Linked DNA regions of Homo sapiens: region 2 is linked to region 1. Evidence: chromatin loops called from intact Hi-C (ENCODE). Cell type or tissue: Caco-2. All regions are shown on one strand. Links, peaks and the distances in the headings refer to the core of each region. The heading gives the core; the rest is flanking DNA. Region 1 has its middle 63 kb from the start of ABCD3. Region 2 overlaps ABCD3 (ATP binding cassette subfamily D member 3).

Region 1 (2,923 bases), core at 153-2,652:
TTTAAATGATTTCTGGATTATTTGTAGGGCCTAATACAATGCCTACACATCACTTTAGTCTCATGGTTTCAACACAGTGCTCAGCATGCTACAGATTCAAGTTTAGCCTTTTGGAACTTTCTGGACTTTTTTTTTCAGAATATTTTTAATCCTCGGTTTGTTGAATCCGTGGATGTGGAAACCACCAATATGAAAGGCTGTACTGCACTATAGTATATCATATAGTATGCCATACAAAAAATTTATAAGAATAACTAAAAATGTTTATCTATAAATTGAGGATTGGTATTTCCAAAAGATAAATACATCACCCTGACCATCTCCTTAGTGTTGAACTATTCCATTAAGAAACCAGGAGGACTGTCAGGGAGCAGAACATTCTACCAGAACACATAAGCCATTCATAATTGGAGCTCCTCCAGCATTTTCCCCATCCCTATTATCACTTTTCTATATCTTTTTTTTTGGTCTGGAGAAAATAATATTTGAATTTTTAAAATATAAAATAAAAAATTTCTTCTAGAGTGCACACAAAGAAAAATCCCAGTCCTCTGTGAGCATCCTCTTCTTTAGCTATTCACATAAAGACAAGACCTCTCAAGCCTCTGACCTTTATCTTCAAAGCCCAGTGTGAGTTGAAAAAGAGACATTATACTTTTTTGCACTCTAAATTCAGATAAGTTTGAACTATCTGCTTCATTTTAGTTCTGTTTAAAAGGAAGCTTCAGATGTTTATAATACAAAACATTTTAGGAGAAAAAACCCAAGTCCTCCATGTTTAGACATAAGGAGATCCTATCACACTTTAGATCCTTTACCATTTTAGAGTTTCTCAAATGTGAAGTCTTCCTCTCTCCACATCATTCAAGATAACACACCTTCTTTTTCAGATAAATCTAGAAATGGGTTATTTAACATTATTTCTCTTCTTGATCCTTATGAAGTGACTTCAAACAGATTAGTGTTGAAAGAATGCTGCCTCAGGATTAAGCAAGAGTACATGCCTGACTTAATCAAATAGAACCATCCACTGATAACCTCTGCCTCAGATTTAGAATCCCTTTCACCTGTCCCCTAGATGCTTTGATTATTTTTCAAATAATTCTGAAAATTTGCCAAATAATTTACTGGTAATAGTGGTAGGCGTGGAGCATGGGAGGGCTGGCAGGGAAAGTAAGTTGCTAAAATGTTCCTATGCAAAGTCCAGATCCTCTTCCAATCACAGGCTAGGAAGAATGTGATCAACAGCCTAAAACTCTCAATGAGGAGGGGGGAAGGGACTGCTCAGGACGAAGGGCAGGGGGAGCAGAGGTAAATTGATTGATCTTGTCTGGTAATCATGTTCCTTCCCACTCCCATGTTACACAATGAAGGGGGAAACAGTGCTGATTATCAAAGGAAGAATATATACAGCTGTGCTAGGTTCGGGAGTTTCCTATCACAACATAAGCTTGGTAAATATATGTGTGGGGGGATGTGTCTATCTATTTGTCTATTATTGATCTTCCTATTTACTGTCTGCCTACTTACTTATCAAAATGTAGCAATGAACTCTAAGTTTTACGTATATAATATATGCATATATATCACATAGTCCCCGAGACAGGCTTGAGGAGAGCTTGTCTATTTCCTCAATGGCAACAGGACTAATATAAAAGCTCCCAGTTGCTGCCAGCCAGTTCTTAAGGTCCTTAAGAGGGTCTCTCCTGAAAGGCAGGATTTGGCTCACACAATAGATGTCATTTGAATAGGGTGACCATATCAAGGTGCTTAAAATACACAGAATATGAAATAAGAACTCACGTTTAACTTTTGGCTGCCTTTCTAGGTATTCAAATGGGAAATGACATTAGATGTTAATGTCTGGACTCCTGGTCCCTGCAGGTGGGCATGGGAGAGTGAAGCTTGCCTGAAGCAATAGATTTGGAGGCTAAGGAGGTCCAAAGCCTAAGTCTTGGTTGAGGCAGCCTTGAGAAGCAACGTGTAGTTAGTATCAGCTGCAATGCTTTAGGTTGCAAGTGACAGCCCGGTGCAAAGTGATAGACGAGTGGTTAAGTCTACGGATTTTGAGCCAGCTCTAGATTCAACCCTAGCTTTATCCCTTAACTAGCTGTGTGACCTGGGCAAAATATTCAAGCTCCTTGTATCTTAGTTTTCTTGTGTGCAAAATGAGGAAAATAGTGAACTTGATAGGTTTCTTATAAGTTGTAAATACATGGATTTATTTAAGGTACTTGAAGAGTGCCCAAAACTTAGCTCAATGTATGTTAACAAGTAATAGAATTCTCTACTCAAACTGAGTCGAACATTTAGAAAATGTATTATATATTTCTCTTAACAGGAAGCCCAGAGGCAGAGTGGGCACCACAGTTGATTGACTGAGCAGGATGACATTGCCGCCATCTCTCCATTCTGCCATCCTAAATGGGGGCTTCGTTTTCAGGCTGGTAGTAAGATGGCTACAGAAGATCCTAACATCACATTATGAGATAGGATATGTTTCCTTCTGTGGCTTTCTTTTAAAAGAAAAGCGTTAAGTCTGGCACAGTGTCTCATGCCTGTAATCCCAGCACTTTGGGAGGCTGAGGCAAGAGGATCACTTGAGCCCAGTAGTTTGAGACCAGCCTGGGCAACATAGGGAGACCTCATCTCTACAAAAAAATTTAAAAATTAGCCAGGCATGGTAATGCATACCTGTGGCCCCAGCTGCTTGGGAGGCTGAGGCTGGAGAGTCACTTGAGCCCCGGAGGTCGAGGCTGCAGTGAGCCATGATGGCACCACTGTACTCCAGCCTGGGTTTCCTCCTTAGACTTCTAAATCCTCATTGGCCAGAATTGGTCTTTTGGCAAAGGGAGTGAATAAGTTTCCCTTAGACTGATCAATTTCACCTCTGGAGCTGGGGGTGGGATCAGCTTCCTCTCAC
Region 2 (2,923 bases), core at 316-2,815, 72 kb before region 1:
CCATGATTCAATTACCTCCCACCAGTCCCTCCTACAACACAGCCAAACCATATCGTACTATGTCTCACATTGCTTACTTCATACATTTAAGAAGCTGTATAAATATTTTTAAAATAGTGACATGCAATGATACATTATAAACATAACATGTTGACTAAATTATTATTTACCTAGAGCAGTTGCCTCATTCTACACAGTGCTTTTTAATGCCAATAAATGTATTAATAAAATATTAAAGTCCAAATAATTTAAGCATAGAGTAAATCATATAATCCACTTTTATGTCAATTATTATAGTACCATTATAGTGGTGAGACGGCTACATCTATTTACAGATATCAAACTAGCTGATTATGCTTTGATGAGCTTTATTTTCAATTTTATACTTTATTAACTTAACTGCATTCACTCGGGCCTGCTAATCTAGCAAACTGATAAGAAAGGTGTGTTTAAAAAAACACTTTTCCATTTCTCAATCTTGTGGCAAAAAAATAAAAAATAAAAAAAAAAACAAAACACCTTTTAGCATACTCCTATTTTACCTAAGAAGGCTTCAAACCATCTTAATATTTATAATAGTTCCACTGTATTACATAAATAGCAGTTATCCAAAGAATTTTATCCTTAACTTTATAGAAGGCTATATTCTTGACAGAGATGCCTAAAACAAAAGTGACTTACTCTTAAAAAGAATGTTATGATGAAAGCCATGTTTTTAAGCAAGGGCCTGATGCCTAATTTTATGTAGAAATAATATAAATGCCATTTTAAACAACAGTTACATAAAAATCTTTCCAAAAGAACTAATAGGGTCGAGCACAGTGGCTCATGCCTGTAATCCTGATACTTTTGGGAGAACAAGGCAGGCGATCGCTTGGAGACCAGAAATTCGAGACTAGCCTGGTCAACATAGTGAAATACCATTTCCCGTAAAATTTTACTTAATTTAGCAGATAAAATTCCAAAGAAAATGTAGGAAGATCCTATCTTTCTCCTTCATAATTCAAGTTCATATTACATTGAAACAGATTAGAAGGTGATATTCATCAGGTCATGGATGAGTGTGATGTTGATCCTAGGAAAAAAGTTACAACTTACTTATCTAAATGGGCAGTATGGCATGGGTACTTAGAAGGAAGTGGTAACTTTTAGGAGAAAATATGAATTCACCAAAAAACTATGTCAGACTAAGGTCATTCTTTTCTTTGAAAGGGACCACGAAATTTTTGTAAATTTTGTTCACTATGCTACAAAGCATTTGATGATAAACAAAATCAGGGTTTCTGCCCTTTCCATGTAAGAGACCAAGGCTAATACAGTTCTAGGGTCTACCTTCACACCTCTGTGACAGGAAAGAAAGACCCTTCCCCACACCAGCTCCAGCAGAAACATCCCAAAAGAGGACTCTGGCCCAGTATGCATCAGGTTATGGATACTGTCAGAATGCCAGGTCTACTACCAGAAGGAAATGTGTGAAAAGATGCTGGTAAGTTAAAAATGAGAGCCAATACAATAACCAAAGGGTGTCAATTAATAGAAAGATTATAGTGGTGTAAACATACTGTTCTATACTCAGTCCTGTCCAATCAGTTTTTTAAGTTTGTTAGGAAAACATACAGAAGGAATAGTAATTAATTGTGCAGATCAAAAAGTTTCAGAGGGAAGAAGTAATGTGCCCAACCAAAAATAAGTATAAAGACCTGCACCCAGGTTTAAAAAAAAAAAAAAAAAAAAAAATTCAGGCTGGGCGCGGTAGCTCTCACCTGTAATCCCAGCACTTTGGGAGGCCGAGGTAGGCAGATCACCTGAGGTCAGGAGTTCAAGACCAGCCTGGCCAACATGGCGAAACCCCATTTCTCCTAAAAATACAAAAAAATTAGCTGGGTGTGGTGGCGGGTGCCTGTAATCCCAGCTACTCGGGAGGGTGAGGCAAGATAATCACTTGAACCCGGGAGTCGGAGGTTGCGGTAAGCCAAAATTGCACCACTGCACTCCAGCCTGGGTGACAGAGCAGGACTCCATCTCAAAAAAAAAAAAATCAAACACATCAAGGTGAGGAGGGGGAAAGAAGGGAAAACCATTGTGAAAGCTAAATACAAGTGAAAAATATTTGAGAGTCATAAAAATGAATGTAACTTCATGCTATTTTAATGAAAGCTTAACATCTTAGGATCTTTAATGAAAGCTTAGGACAAGGTAGGTCACAGTTCTCTGCTAGTGTGCCAGTGAGAAGACACTTTGAATGCCGAATTCCATTTAGCAATGCCTCTTTAAAAGGTGGAGAAATAAAGACTGTCATATTCAGGAAGCAGCAACTGAAAAAATACAGAAACCTAAAACCATGTCACATAAAACTAACTTAAGATACTTTCCAACTCTGAAAGTAAATGATTCTATCAATTGAAAAAGGCTTCCTTTGGGAGATTTTCATGGGTGTATCTGAGGAAATTAGGAAGGCTCGGGAGTTTTTAAGAAGCTAACAAAGGTATGTTTTGTTGTCCTTTTAGTTTTCTTTTAGCAAGCATAGAAATGAGAGCTACCTTTTATTTACTGAGCACTGGGTTAAAACGTTTTCTCCATTAATCCTCACTTAACTGCTGAGTGAGTGAGTAAATACTACTATCCCTGTTCTACTGAGGTTCAAAGAGGTTAAGTAAATTGACCAAGGTCACAGATCTGACAAACGGCCAAAGGAAAAATTGAACCTACATCTGACTCTAAAGACTATTCTTTAACACTATGCCAAACTACCTCCATAATAAAGATCAAGTAGCTGCACAAAAAAATGTTCATTTTTGCAAATTATAAAATACGTGCAAATTAAAATAATCTTTCAAGACTATTTTGCATCCGTAAAGTAGAAAAAAATTTAAATATCCCCTAATGATGAGTAGGTAATTAAGTCAGCATTCATTCATAGTAC

The links. Peaks named below come from ENCODE experiments on the same cell type or tissue, not always from the same donor. Only the 100,000 strongest peaks of a DNase experiment are listed, where the experiment ranks them.
Region 2: it touches region 1 in a loop (5-fold over the local background); 5 of 110 quality-filtered maps call a loop at or near these places.

The regions. Positions count from the first base shown.
Region 1 is chr1:94,353,993-94,356,915 of GRCh38, reverse strand. No RefSeq gene overlaps it. Among named protein-coding and RNA genes, the nearest start is that of ABCD3, 63 kb to the left of the region's middle. In Caco-2, for the core only: no CTCF peak of the experiment used is centred there; a DNase peak (open chromatin) is centred at 1,265.
Region 2 is chr1:94,425,663-94,428,585 of GRCh38, reverse strand. The region is part of intron 1 of ABCD3 (ATP binding cassette subfamily D member 3); the gene reads right to left. Among named protein-coding and RNA genes, the nearest start is that of ABCD3, 8.7 kb to the right of the region's middle. In Caco-2, for the core only: no CTCF peak of the experiment used is centred there; no DNase peak of the experiment used is centred there; H3K4me3 peaks cover 267 bases.